2 separate regions of the Homo sapiens genome follow, and region 2 is linked to region 1. The links are chromatin contacts, found by Hi-C or POLR2A ChIA-PET in ENCODE. All regions are on one chromosome and are shown on one strand. Each heading gives the region's core, a stretch centred on a gene start or an enhancer-like site at or near the end of the contact. The rest is flanking DNA. Distances are from core to core; before and after follow the strand shown.

What was found. A loop is a pair of places that touch in the nucleus more often than their neighbours do. ChIA-PET counts read pairs that join two places held with the same protein, here RNA polymerase II (POLR2A). Pooled maps may share reads with other maps.
Region 2: a loop to region 1 is called in a map of endothelial cell of hepatic sinusoid, with 5 times the contacts of the local background. The contact joins the promoter of LINC00460 here to the enhancer-like site in region 1. A Hi-C loop is called at or near these places in 2 of 168 maps with a recorded cell type or tissue (endothelial cell of hepatic sinusoid and endothelial cell of umbilical vein) and 3 of 50 pooled maps. POLR2A ChIA-PET finds 5 or more read pairs at or near these places in 2 of 52 experiments (AG04450 and PC-3).

The regions. Positions count from the first base shown.
Region 1 is chr13:106,314,639-106,322,033 of GRCh38, reverse strand. All of the region lies in intron 1 of LOC107984626 (a long non-coding RNA gene), which reads left to right. Among named protein-coding and RNA genes, the nearest start is that of LINC00460, 58 kb to the left of the region's middle. Within about 2 kb of position 2,838, at least 4 of the 41 ENCODE cell types and tissues checked have a DNase peak (open chromatin) inside an H3K27ac peak, as active enhancers do; they include PC-3 and endothelial cell of umbilical vein, where a contact is called at or near this core.
Region 2 is chr13:106,373,124-106,380,518 of GRCh38, reverse strand. It overlaps LINC00460 (long intergenic non-protein coding RNA 460), which reads right to left and starts at 3,955. Exons shown (of 3, transcript NR_163477.1): 1 at 3,854-3,955; 2 at 3,435-3,652; 3 at 1,924-2,611. LOC107984626 (a long non-coding RNA gene) reads left to right here and starts at 6,535. Exons shown (of 4, transcript XR_001750000.2): 1 at 6,535-6,720. RefSeq lists enhancers at 3,218-4,417, 6,094-6,553, 6,954-7,013 and a silencer at 7,384-7,395.

The sequences.
Region 1 (7,395 bases), core at 1,589-4,088:
GCTTTATAGAAAGCATGGTGCTGGTCTCCACTTGGTTTCTAGGGAGGCCTCAGGAAGCTTACAATCATGGCGGAAGGTGAAGGGGGAGTAGGTACATCACATCGTGAGAGCAGGAGCCAGAGAGGAATGAGGTCTCATAAGAACTCACTCATTATGGCGAGGTCAGTACCAAGGGTGTTGGTGCTAAGCCATTCAGGAGAAACCACCTCCATGACCCAGTAATCTCCCATCAGGCCCCACCTCCAACACTGGGAATTACAATTATGCATGAGATTTGGGAGGGACACAGATCCAAACTATATCATGAGGAGAATAAAAACAAAAAAGTTGTTTGGGATATAAATAGGGCTAAAAATCTAGCCATTTAGAGTGACTCGTTTTCCAAAGATTCTTTGTGATAAATGTTGTATTGCAATATTGTTCTCACTTTTGGGGAATAATTAAATTACTGTGTATCAGAGAGAAAAATAGTGTACTCTGGCAACAAAAATATCTTAGAAGAAAGTGCAGTGGTATATCGTTCGTATTATTGGTACATGTCACATATGTATGTTGTAGAGGTTTGGAAGCAGATATACTTTGTTATAACAGCAGTGTGCATACACCAAAGGGTGAGCACTTTGATGTTTTAAGTTTTCAATCCAACCCATACATTTAAAATATCCCCATAGGTTCCATGATTAAAATACCACCTCAAACCCTGTCTTGCTTTGAGATGTGTATGTATTGTGGTTGCTTTTTTGTTTCTCTTTTCTTGTTTTAGGATTAAGTATAGGCTGAAAAGACTTCTTACCTGCTAAGGGATGAGCTCCTAGGTCAAAGGCCATTTCTTCAAAGAGGAGATAAATATGTCTAGTAACTCAGGAGGAGAAGGAAAGAAAATAGATCTCTCTTGAATCTGGACGGATCTTGTTGTGGTGCCCTTAAGCAAGTGCTGATATTGTCTATGATGAAGAATAGACTTTCTCCATCTGCAGTGTCCTTCCCTGCAGGACTTTCTCAAAGAAAAACTGAATGTGTGAACCCTGAATGCAGATGGCAAAGAAACAGAAACATGCAACCAAATACAACTATAAAACTATGGCGTGATTCATGCATAATATACTGAAATCATAGCACTTTGGGGGCTTTTTACTACAGTCACTAAAAAGTGTGTGTGAACTCTGAAAATCAAATTAAGATGAAGCTTTTCTCCTTTTTTTTTCTCTTGAGACAGAGTCTCACTTTGTCTCCCAGGCTGGAGTGCAGTGGGGTGATCTTGGCTCACTGCAAACTCCACCTCCGAAGTTCAAGCAATTATTCTCCTTCAGCCTCCTGAATAGCTGGGATTACAGGTGCCTGCCACCATGCCCGGCTAACTTTTGTATTTTTAGTAGAGATGGGGTTTCACCATGTTGGCCAAGCTGGTCTTGAGCTCCTGACCTCAAGTGATCTGCCTGCCTCAGCCTCCCAAAGTGCTGGGACTACAGGTGTGAGCTGCCGTGCCCAGCTAGATGAAACATTTTTGACACAACTTTGTTATCTTTAAAAAAAAAACCTTTAAAACAGAAAGAATTATGTAGAAAAAGACCAGCAGCTCCAGATAGCTATGCAGGTGCTTCATAGATACTAAGGAAAATATTTCATTAAAATATAAACTATGGTGAATAATGGAAGTGCAATTCTGTAAATAAGTAAAATATTCATTTCAGTTGAGACCAGGACTTCTCAACACTTAAGGGGCAAAGGAATCCCATGTGGGACCTTGTTAAAGTACAGACTTTGATTTGGTAGTTCTGGCTTCTGAGAGGAATCTAGGCTTCTGCATTTCTAAGGAGCACCCTCGTGATGTGCTGCTGGTCTGAGGACTGCACTTTGAGTAGCGAGGGTCTAGCAGCTGAGCTTCTTAAGGTCAGAAACTATTGCACTCATCTTTAAACATCCAGCATGTAGTCCAGCAGAGATCACTGATAAGCTGATCAACAAATTCTTGCAGGATGGGTGGATGGATGCATGCGAAGAAAAAATGCAAAATGGAGACAAATGCATTGATTCCCCCTCTGTTTTCTAGGTCTCCTGGGATGCTAAGTTGATAGAAACCCAAAAAGCTTCTACCATTCTCAAATTTTCTATGGGTAGAACAAGAACCAATAGTTGAAGGCAAAAATGGAGTATTCCATTCAAAATAAGAAAGCGTTTTCTAAGAGTAAGGGCTTTCAAACTCAGTGGTCTGAGGTCATGAGTTTCCTGCCACTGGAAGTGTTCAGACATTGGCAGGACAATCATTTTAGGGGTTTATTATACTGCAGATCTCAGCGACAAGCTGATAGGACTAGAGAACATTTAAGATTTCACCCAGTCCTAAAATCCTACGGGAAAGGAAGAAGCAGATGGGAGAGGTTAGTGAGGTAAAAAAGACAACTGCTTTAGATTTTAAAACCCTTTGGATGTAGTTCAAATTCCAGCAAGTTACTTTTCTGAGCCTCAGTTTTCTTCTCTGAAAAAACAATGGTAATGGTAATGCCTATTTTACAGCGTTGCTGTGAGAATTAAGTTCAATTATCTTTTTATGAAAGTAGCATATCATATAGTAAACACTCTTTTCTTCAACAGAGTGGTGTGCTGGTCAGTGTTCAACAATGAATTCCCCTACCTTCACCCCCATAAACGTTCTGGTTTGTAGTGTTTGCTGATTTTCGTGGTGTAAGTGTTACCATCATGACCCAATTCAAGCTAGCAATACCTTAACAGCCGTCTTACAGGATTCCTGAGAGTCTAGCAGCCAGCTCTTGTGAGCCACTGGTGTGAGTCAGCTCCATTACACAACTGCTTCCGCTAGCCCCTGTTTTACCTTAGCTGTGACCCTTTGTGATACAGAGACATAACAGAGCATTACTTTTCATGGACTCCTATTCCATACTATGAAACAGACAGACCCAGCATTTTAATAATCTCTGCCTCTCATATTGGATGAGGAAGGAAGTGACTGTGGGCTGACTTAATATGTGAGAAATTGCATGAGGTGGATGAGACAAAGCTCCTAACAGTGAAACCAGGAGCTGCACACATGTGTTCCTAAGAAAAGAGGGGATTGCAAAATACTGTGAAATAGGAGAAAAATTAGGATTGAAATCAACCAAAGAGTGGGCAGTTGTATTAGAACAGATGGCTTTTCTGAGTACGTACTCCTAAAATTTTCAATGTTTCAGACCTTCATGTGTTTCTCAGAGTAAAGTGCAATCATGAACTTAATTACTCAATAGTTTTTTGTTAAGTGAATTTTGAATTTAAAAAGCTTATTCTTCCAAATTAGCCATTAAATATATGAGCATTTCTATTTAAATTTAATTCTGTTACCTGACAAGTGTTAGTTCTTCATAATAATGACAAAAGTGTGATTAGATCATTAAGTTCAACACATCAGAACAATTTTCAAATGATACGCTCTTTATGCATTTGTATTAAGATAGGGTCTAATATGAGACCAGAAATCAAATACATTTTAATCTTTGATGAAAGAATGACATTCTCTGGCCAGGTAGATGTTAAGACATGTATATAGTTTTCTTCTTCCACTTAAAAAATTAGACAGTAATGGTTAGTGGATGTATCGGACAAGTTAATTGTTTAATATAGCAAAAAATTGTCTTGTAATGAAAAACATCATCCACCTGGCTTCAACCTTTTACCTAAGTTTTTGTCGATCTTTAATTATTAATCCTAGTTTTACATGAAATAAGTATATACAATTATCAAATCCCTCAGATTTATTCAAAAGTTGGTTAAGGGCAATTGTTTGGCCCAATTTCTAATTATACACTAATAATAGTACAGCTGTAAATTATAATTCAGTTTTCTCCATTTTGGAGTTATTTATAGATCTGAATCTTTTGAAGGTAATAGCTGACATTAAATAGCTGAAAGAAATTAATGACTTCATGGTAGTGTTGATGTCTTGGATACTCATTATAACCTTTTAAAAATATGTATACATAAGTGTGATTGAGTTTCTTCCTCCTTGAAATTCTATGTGCTGGTAAAGGAGGTGACATTTACTAAGGAGACAGTCCCAAATTAAACCCATTCTCTATGGTTGGGTTCTACTTTGCATTTTTAATCTGGACCCTAGAATGGCGATGGAAGTTGATCTAACTTTTTACTGTAATATCAAATGAGGTTTTTTTAAGTTGAGGTTTATAAGAAAAAGAAAAGGATTAGTTGAGAAGAATTTAATTCATGCTCTGAGTTGAATTATACAGAAATACATAGAGGTTTTTAAGAGCTAAATCATGCACAAATACTTGAAGAAAATTATACATAATGTATGGCGTAATTGCCGTATGAATCTTGTATTAAACTAGAAACTTCTCATCACGTGGATACTGAAGCAGCTGTCAGATAGGATGAGCTGGGATTGTGTCCTGATGTGGATTCCCTGCTCTCTTTTTGGTTTTGAGGCACTTCTATTGGTGCCTGGCTTTCAAGAACCCCATCTTGGTATTTGAAAAACATCTTTCCTTCTAGACTATGCAGTGTTGCTTTGTTTCTCGTGGGTTTTCACAAAGACAATAGTGGTGGTGTCAACCCGCTGTGAGATGGTTTAAAAACAGGTCTGTAAATTTTCTGAAATGCCTACCTCCACGGGGTGGTAGCTAAGACTCTCTCCTTGAAACTGAGTGGGCCTTTGTAACGCCTCCCGAGATAGAGTTCCGTGGAAGTGATGCCCTTGACTCCCAGAAGGTAGGTTAGAAAAGAACGTGAAGCATCTGCCAGATTGTCTGGGGACACTCATGTAGGAGGAAGGCTTACACCCCTGACAGCTTCAGGTGAGCAGAGCACATGCCTGAGAGGGAGCGACACTCAAGGAGCCCCAGCTGCCCCATTCCCTGGCTGTTCGAGTTTTCTATCAGTGGTGTGAGTGAAGAAGCCCCAGGCATCTTCTGACTGTTTTGACTGTAGTTAAAAGACCTGGAGCAAGAATTCAGGAACCTCCTGGCTGAGCCCAGTCAACCCTTAGATTGAAAAGCAAACTAAAATTATTGTTTTAGTAACGTTTTACTTCTTTTTTTTGAGACAAGGTCTTACTCTGTTGCCTGAGAGTGCGGTGGTATGATCATAGTTCACTGTTACCTTGAACCGTTGGGCTCAAGCAATCCACCTGCTTCAGCCTCCAGAGTAGTTGAGATTTCAGGTGCACACCATCATGCCCAGATAATTTTATTTTTTTGTGGAGACAGGGTATTGCTATGTTGCCCAGGCTCGTCTCGAACCCTGACCAACTATTTTTGAGTGGTTTATTTACTGCACTAGACAAACAGAACGCCTTGTAGCTTAAGTAAAATGATGGGTCCTGTGCGTTGTATTTCCACATCCAACCTCTGCCAAGGAGAAACACTGAGAAGCTGCTGTTCTGATGGTACAGTTGCCTACAGATCCTCAGTTCCTGACCTTAACAATTCACACGATACCATTTTTTGGTTCTGGTTCATTATATTTGCAGAACTGAAAGGGTGTCACTCAAAATGAACCCAATAAATGTTTTTTGATTAATTCAACTTGATAAAATAGCTCTTGGTTTCTAATAAGTAAGAGGGGCTTGGGAAGGTCATGAATTGAGGGTACTTTGGGCAGCAGTAAGTTTTGGAATTGGATGTTGTCATTTGACCACTGTTTAGCATCAAATGAGTTTCAAGCAAGTGCTTGGACAAACAGTACCCCTGGCACGTGCTTCTCTGTTTTCTGGCTGCAGACTGCTCTCTTCTTTGTGTCAATAAAGACAATATTTTCCGCCTTGTTTTCAATTGTGAAACTCCAGTCTGAGACTCAGAAACTCTTTGCCACAACTGTAAAACTTAATAAGCTTAATTTCCATTGCTATTATTTATGTTCCTATTCTCTGTTGCATTAACTACACATAGATCAGTGTAGAGATGTGACTCTTGGGCTCCCTTTGTGTGCAAAAGCTTTCCAAGAGGGATTTTGAATACACTCTGCACTGTGCCTCTGAGACTGTGGTCAGAGCCCACAGATCTATCTCACAGTCAAGCTTCCTGAAGGGTCTTGCAATATATGCTAGGTTTTTGGGGGCTTTGTTGTCTAGCTGTTTTCCTATCTACTAAGTATTGATAATTCTTGTTGGTTTATGGCTGCTGTGTCAATGCAAAAATACCACACAAACCTTATCTGGAATTGTTCTGTAAGTGTAATTGATGGCTATGTAAATAGCATTGTAATTCCATTGTGCGTGAGTCCTTCACCTCCATAGCTTGAAGGGTTACAGCAAAAGGTGCACCTCCTTCCACGTGGGGATGGGCTCCTGGCTTCTTGCATCTCGCAAGCCTCCATGAGGTGAGTGAAGTGCTCCTGTGCTCCTGAAGGCTCACATTGCAATCACTGCCTGGGTGTCTTCATTAAGATGCTGTGCTGTGATGTGGGATATATAACAAATCATTTAGGAGCTCTCCTCCCACTATTGCCCTAGTGAATATAGGACCTGAGTTCACTTCACCCAAAATATCTTCTGCTCAGATGGTAACTGATATTAGCTACCAAACGGCTGCAGAGGGAAAGGCTAAGACGATATTCAGCTCTTGAGTCTAAAATTGAACTGTTTGGCAAAACAATAGCCTGGTAAAGTCAGCTATTGTCTTAATAATGGATTTTCCAAATTCATTTATTTCCACATTTGCCATATTAACAACTGGGCTTGGAGACCTTGGTTGACAGAATGCTCCTTTGGCTGTTTAGAAAAGCCATGAAGCCTTATCTGGAGACAAGAAGAAGGCAGGATGTAAGAGAAATAAAAGAAAGGCCTCTTCCTGTTTTCAGCAGGAGAGAAAGGGGGCAGAGGGAGGCATAGTAAGCAATGCAGTGTGGCCCAAGTTTCTTCCTTCTCTCAGCTCAGCTTGGGCCTACAGTGGGGCAGCGGGTGCCACATTGAACTACCACCACCACAGCAAAACCCCAGGATCCCTGGACTAAGAGACTCAAGGCTTTCCTGGCCCTATGTTTCCAAGTTAGTGTCTCCTACAGGTGCCTCATAAAAGCTTTTTGATAATGATAAAATCAAACTTAGGTATTGTGTTCAAAAGGAACATGATTAGGACCCTTTGGTGATGTATTAATCACGATATATATTTTGGTGATTTTCCAGAATAAATGAAACAAACTAACTTCAGGTTCAGTCTCTTTGCTGTGTTGGCACCTTGATATCTACCTTATTTACCTGGTAACCTGTGGCTGTGTTAAAAAGAAACTTGATGTGACAAAATGAGGAGGAGCATTAATTTTTTAACTGGTTATTACAAGCCACCAGGACCACAGCAGGACATAGAGTTGAGCTCAGAACTGATGATGAGGCTTTAATCATTTAAACTGAGAGCAGGTGGTAGGAGTGTGAGTTAAGGAACCAGCAGA
Region 2 (7,395 bases), core at 2,706-5,205, 57 kb before region 1:
CCTCATTTCTTCTTGAAAATGAGAAAGTTAGAAGTAAGTTGTCTTTTAAATTTACTCTCAAGTTCCACAAAGTAAAAAGCCCCATGAATATTGCACTGCCTGGTTCAGCTGCTGTTATACACCCTTTGCAGCCAAAAGCAACTCTCTTCCTAGGAGCTTAGGCTCACAGGACTCATTGTGCTGAAGACAATGGGACGATGGCTTCAGCCCCTGGTTCTACTGTTTCTACTGGGTCTGAGGAGAGGATGAGGTGGTTTAACCAGCAATGGTTCATTAATCCAACACTAAGTGGGAAAGCAGAAGAGCCCTAAGGTTGAGGGACTTAGAAAAATGCCAAAATGTTGAACAGGAACAAAGTACAGATTAAGAGGAAAGCTTTATGCAAGAGGAACATGGATTTCTAGGCATCAAATGCCAGCATGATGCATAATTGGCAGTCTGTGCCTTGATCTGATGAACTTTGCTGATTGACACCATTATGTTGGAATCTACGGTAAGGCTCCTACCTCCATTCTGTGACTGTTTGGTTTTAGGCACATGCATGCATTATTTTACTGAATCTTTATGACCAAGCTATGAGATTGGTATTATTTTCCCATTTTTTTTCAAGTGATGATAGGTACTGAGGATCAGATCATTAAGTAACTTTCCTAGGGCCAGAATATTAAACTGGTAAGTGGTGGAGCTAAGATTCTATTTTTGCAACTCCAAAAATCCATAGATAATCATTTGTACGTCTGTGTTATGAATGATTGAAAAAAAATGAATAAGTGAATGCATATTTTGATTAGCTTGTTTGATAATTTACAGCAATAAATTACCCCATTATTTGTAGAACACATTTTACAATAATTTTCAGAACTGTACTTACACAGATGAGGTAGTACTCCCCAAAATGTGGAACTTTGGTATTGCAGGTTCGCTGAGCCCAGAAAGCCTGCAGAGCCAATACTGTCTTTTAGAGTCCGAGAATTTGGCCAAACAAGGGATGTTATCAGAGACATCACAGGGCCACCCATACATAAATGTTCATTACTCTAAATTCTTTTTTTTGGGGGGGATGGAGTCTCCCTCAGTCGCCCAGGCTGGAGTGCAGTGGCGCTATCTCAGCTCATGGCAAGCTCTGCCTCCCGGGTTCACGCCATTCTCCTGCCTCAGCCTCCAGCATTACTCTAAATTCTTTGTTCTGGGAATCGATGGTGAAAATCTCCCCCTTGAGTGTCAAGCTGTCACACTGGGTAGATGAGATAAGTCACATACACTTGCATCACTGCAATTGTCTCATGGTTAGTCATGCATGCTTGTTTTTAGGAATAGTTATTTGACAGAAGAATTCATGACCACAGGGCCCAACTCAGGAGTAGGCAGGCAGATGCCGAGGTGCTGCAAACAGAGGGATCTCATGGCCATACCGGTGGGAAAAACCAAAGTACTCCCAACCCTCTCCCCCACCCAACATCCTCCTCCTCTTTACTGAGAAAGCCTCTTTCTGAGAGATAGAGGAGGGACGTTGTCTCTAAAGAGGCAATGTTAAATTACACAGTTTTTCCTAGAACAACACAGGATTGTGAGGAGTGAGTTGAAGAGCGTCTTAGTCTGTTGTGTGCTGCTATGACAGAATAGCTGAAACTAGGTAATTTACAATAAGCAGAAATGTATTGGCTCATAGTCCCGAAAGTTGGGAAGGCCAATAGTAAGGTGCCGACATCTGGCGAGAGCCTTCTTGCTGCATCATCACATGGCAGAAGGTGAGGAGGTGAGAGAGGCAGGGGGCTAAGCTCACCCTTTTATACCAGCACCAATCCCACCCATGAGGGGGGCCCTGCATGGCCTTATCACCTCTCAAAAGTCCCACTTTCTAATACGGCTTAAATTTCATCATGAATTTGGGAGGGGACAAACATTCAAACCATAGCAGGCACCTTCCATTCTAGACTTTTGTTAGCATGGATTATTTTATCGAGTTGTACAGAGCAATTGTACAGAGACAAGGGCCCTAATGATTAACTGGGTACAGTGTTGCCGGTGGAGCAGAAGAGCTGGGCAGCAGCAGAGAGCAGCATCGGGCCAGGTCCAGTGCCTCAGTCAGGAGCTGGGCAAGAGTAGCCCAGAGTGTGCACAGATCCTCGGGCTTTTCCAAACAGGAAACCTGGGCATTCAATACTATGGATATTTTGAGGGGAGTGGCAAAATAAGGCAAAATATGTTAAAAATTTGAACTTGATCTCCATTAGAAGCATAGTAATCCTAGTTTTGAAAAACTTCAATCAAAATCATTCAGGTTTTTTAACAAGTTCTAGAAATACATTTTCTAAATGAAATATGAATTGGATGTAATACAGAAATGGCAACCACATGCCTCGTCTCTTCCCATCTGCTGTGTTTTCTGCAGCATGATGTGGTAGAAGGAAGCCTGGAAAAAGTGTCTTGGGTCATGAGTCCCCCACTCACTTGCTGTGTGGTCTTGGGCAAGTTTCATTTCTCTGAGGCTCGATGCCCTCATCTGTAAAATGAGGAGAGTGGAATGGATGATTTTTCAGTTTTTTTCTAGGTCTAAAACTCTGTGATTCTTCTGGAAGTTTTTTTGTTTGCTTGCTTTATCCTCTGCATTCTATTTCAATAGGAAAAGGGGAAGAGGAAAAGCAGAAAGAAAGAGCAAAAAAGAAAAAAATTAAAAGAGATCCAAATATTAAATAAGCCTCAATCAAGTATCAAGCACCATAGAATTAATAATCAGAAATTACTAATTTCTGATTAATAAATTACATTTATTAATCCTGATCATAAAGTAGGAAATACACAGTGTTATTGTCACCATTTCAGAGGCGTGGACTCCAAGGTTAAACGTTTGACCAAGGTTAAGTAGATGTCTTAGTCTATTTGGGGAGCTATGACAGAATACTTTGAAGTGGATGGCTCAGGAAAAACAAACTTCTTTGTCGTCATTTTGGAGGCTGGAAGTCCAGGATCAGGGTGCCAGCACAACTGGGTTCTGGTGAGGGCCCACGTTCTGGCTCATAGGTGGCCTTCTCGCTGTGTTCTACACTTCACATGGTAGACGGTGCAAGGGATCTCTCTGGGGCCCCTTTTATTCGGGCACTTATCTGGTTTTGAGGACTCTGCCCTCATGAGCCACTCACCTCCCAAAGGCCCCATCTATTAATACTATCTTATTGGCTATTAGGTCTTAGCATACGAATTTGGGTGGGGGACATAAACATTCGTTCTATAGCAGTAGTCAAGGTGATAATTTAACATAAATCGGGGTGACTTCAGAATGCGTCTTCTTTCCCACGCTCAGTCTTTCTACAATGCCACACTGTCTCCGGAAAGGGGTAGAAAAAAAAAGAGGAATAAAGTTAGACAGTGGGAGTGGAGAGGGAAGAAGAGACGTTGAGAGATCAGGGGAGACACATGTGACACGGACTACTCACAGTGATTCCAGCAATTGCTACACAGACGCCTCCCACACAATGGTCGTAACCTTCGTTCTCATCCACTGCGTGGGAAAGCTGCAACATGCTCCCCGCTGGCAATGGTGGTTCATCCAGGGTGACTCTTAGCCGAGAAGTGTGCATGCTGGGTCCAGCAGCGTCCACCAGGGGCACATGCGGAGTTTCATAACAATGTCTGGGTACCTCCGATGTCCTGGCTGGAGAAGGTTTAGAGACATAGCAAGGGAGACAGATGGATTAGGGAAGTGGGGAAGGACCAGACAGGTCTTTATTTCCCTACTCCTCTCCGTTATGTGTCTCTAAAATTAACACTGCAAGAACTATGCTAAGAAGCAAGCTTTTATGTTATAAGAATTAGAGCCACCAAATCAACCCTGTGCACATGGCACTTCCGTCACCTCATGCTGTGACCTCTCATAGGTCTCGGTCCCCCAGGTTTGAGGAGATGAGTCCCCCTGGCTGAGGCATTTCTAACAGGGCTGGAGGATTTCTGCAGGAAGTGGTTACCGGTGAGTCAGGATCTGGCGTTCATCCCTCTGAGTCAATAATGAGCCGATTTCTCAGTGGGTTAGGAACAAGTGGAGATGGAGTCTTAAATAAGTGGCAAACCTACCGCGAGCTCTCCCGGCACCTTCTCTCCGGGCAAGGAGGTTAATGCCAACGTGTTTCCTCAGTCCCAATTTGGGTCATTATATTTTTAATTATCTCTGAATTATCCCTATAGATTCAACAGGATACATTATCTTCCATTTCCTACCTTTAACTTGAAAGCACTGATGTGCTGCTTAGGCTGGTGACTGTTGAACAAAGCAACTTCTCCAAACCTTGCCTACCCTCTTCTCCACTCTCGCCCGCAATTCCCTCACCTTTTCTCCTGACGTCCCTCTCTTGAGTCCTAAATAACGGCCTTAAAGAAAAGCAAATGCAGCCGGGCACAGGGGCTCATATTTGTAATCCCAGCACTTTGGGAGACGGAGGTGGGTGGATCACTTGAGGCCAGGAGTTCGAGACCAGCCTGGCTAACATGGCTAAACCCCTCTCTACAAAAATTAGCCGGGTTTGGTGGCTCATGCCTGTTATTCCAGCTACTCAGGAGACTGAGACAGGAGAATCGCTTGAACCTGGGAGGCAGAGGTTGCACTGAGCTGAGATCGGGCCACCGCACTCCAGCCTGATTGACAGAGTGAGACCCCATCTGAAAAAGCAAAAAAGGAAAGGCAAATATGGCTGGGCGCGGTGGCTCACGCTTGGAATCCCAGCACTTTGGGAAGCCGAGGCGGGCGGATCACGAGGTCAGGAGATCGAGACCATCCTGGCCAACACGGTGAAACCCTGTCTCTACTAAAAATACAAAAAATTAGTCAGGTGTGGTAGCGGGCGCCTGTAGTCCCAGCTGCTCGGGAGGCCGAGGCAGGAGAATGGCGTGAACCCGGGAGGCGGAGCTTGCAGTGAGCCGAGATCGCGCCACTGCTCTCCAGGCTGGGTGAAAGAGCGAGACTCCATCTCAAAAAAAAAAAGAAAGGCACATGGCGGGTGTTGGTCTCCCTAATGAATTCATTTGCCTTTTGTTGGTTCCTGAAGACAGAGAGAGAGAGACAGAGGCCACACAGAGAAAACTGGGAAGGGCGAAGGCTGCGTGTCCCCTGCTCAACCTCCCTGCGTCCGGAGGGAGCGGAATCGGGAATCTCTTAGCGAAAGGCAGGACCCGCAGGACTGGCTCACAGGGCTGGGGCTGGAGGGGACTTGGTGAATGACTGCTCTCTGAATTCCCTCCCTGCTTGAACTCGGGCCCTCCTCTCCTCTTCGCGTCTCCCAGGGAAAGCAGTACCCCGTGGAAAGGGAGAGCGCCTCTGCTATGCGCGCACAGGGACTCACCGAGGCACATAGCGTCCTGGCATGGAGAGGCGAGCGCTGGGGTCCGGCCTGCTGGAAAGGAAGAAGAATGGAGAAGAAGGAGGAAAGTCCAAGGAGAAGCCTCACCCGCATAGCTCATTTTGGGAAAGCTGGCCTGCCCTGCCACAAAGAGGTGCTGGGGAAGTGTGTCAGCTGAGGGGCCCTTAGGGAGACCTCTGGTCCCCGAATGAGCCTCTCAGCCGACTCCTCCTTAGCTTGTTGCTGATCCTGTCCCAGGATTAACATAGACCAGGGTCTCTCAACCTCAGTGCAATGGACATTCTGGGCCAGGTAATGCTGTGCCGTGCGGGCTGCCCCGGGCACTGTGCGAGGCACAGCGGCACCCTGGCTCTACCCGGGAGATGTCATGAGCACCGCTTCTCCCACAGTGACAACCAGAGGGGTCTCCAGACGTGGCCAAATGAGAAGCACTGATTAAGACCTATTCCTAGGCCAGGCATGGTGCCTCAAGCCTGTAATCCCAGCACTTGGGAGGCTGACATGGCAGAATCACTTGAGCCCATGAGTTCAAGAGCAGCCTGGGCAGAAGAGTGAGACCCTGTCTTTACAAAAATGTAAAAATTAGCTTGCTGTGGTGACATGTGCCTGAAATCCCAGCTACTTGGTCAGCTGAGGCTGGAGGATTGCTTGAGCTCCAGAGGTAGAAGCTGCAGTAAGCTATGATTGCATCATTGCACTCCAGCCTGGGGAACACAGTGAGACTCTGTCTCCAATGAAAAAAAAAAAAAACCAGAAACCAAAATCCAGCCAGAAAAGAGAATTATTGCTTCCTTTCTAGACCACATGAATGGACTTTTCTTATTTAAGATGTACGCAAAGCAACTATAACCATTCAAACCACTCTTCACTTACACAGGGAGAGGTTAAGGACTTTCAAAGAAAAGCAGATCAGACCCTGACGGCCCAGGGCTTCCTAAAGCAGCCTCCTGGGGCAGGGCCTACAGGTGAGCAGACATAAGGAGCCGTGGCCCAGAGAACACCCTCAAAGGGTGACTAACAGCCCCGGTTTGCCTGGGACTTTCCTGTGTTAGCCCTGGAAGTCCCTTTGTCCTGGGAAGCCCCTCTGCCTAGGGCACATGGGGACAGTGGTTAGTGGGTAGGCTCTGTGTTTGGCTGTCATTCAAGGTGGCTTTGGCTGCTTGCTTGTCATTCTGAGTGTGGGGACACACATGCTACCCTGGTTGTCAGCAGGTGAGAAGGGGGCTCTGATCAGCTTCTCACTGGATTTAGAGAAGAGCAGATGCCCCTGATCAGCTTCTCACTGGATTTAGAGAAGAGCAGATGTCCCAGACTTGTAGCTGCCATTGCCTCTCTCTTTCGGAAAATGAGAGTTGCTAAGAGGTGAGATCAGGTGAGCAGGGACCTGTTCTTGACTCTTGCTGAGACAGTGCCTGGTGTCTGTTCATGCTGGGACCCAGGGTGGCTTCCATAGGTACACAGGTCCACATGCGAGAACTGGTGGCAGGATGGGTAAGGAAGGCCAACTGTGTGTGTGCATGTTTATGTGTGTGTGTGTGAGATTCACACTAGAAAGCTGCTTTGCCACCTGCCACAGGTGAGGCTGTGACTCCTCCTTGCCCTCCATGTCACTGAAGCCGTGGTTGCAGAGGTCCCTCGGGGCTTGTGAACTGCTGCAAGCACTTCAAGTCTGGGGACCGTCTGTTTCCTGCCTGCTGTTTATGACCCAGAACATTGCCTCTAGAACTAGGCTGCACTTCAGTCCCGCTGGGAGCATGCTTGCCACTCATATCTTCCCTGCGCTATTTGCAGTTTTTGTTTGTCTTAAATATAAACTTTTCTTGGTTCTTTAAGTTTTAAAGAAAAGAAACTCTTCTCTTTCTTGAAGGAGAAAAGATTGATTTTTTTCCTCCTTAAATTATGTGGATAGAGATATGTCTGTACTTGATTAGTCTCATGTGTACCAAAATGTCATTACTTATAGGAGAGCCTGGGATTTTCAAGAATAGTAACATGGTAATTTGTCTTTCAAATACTGTTTTACTTATAGCAGCAATAACAGGAAATG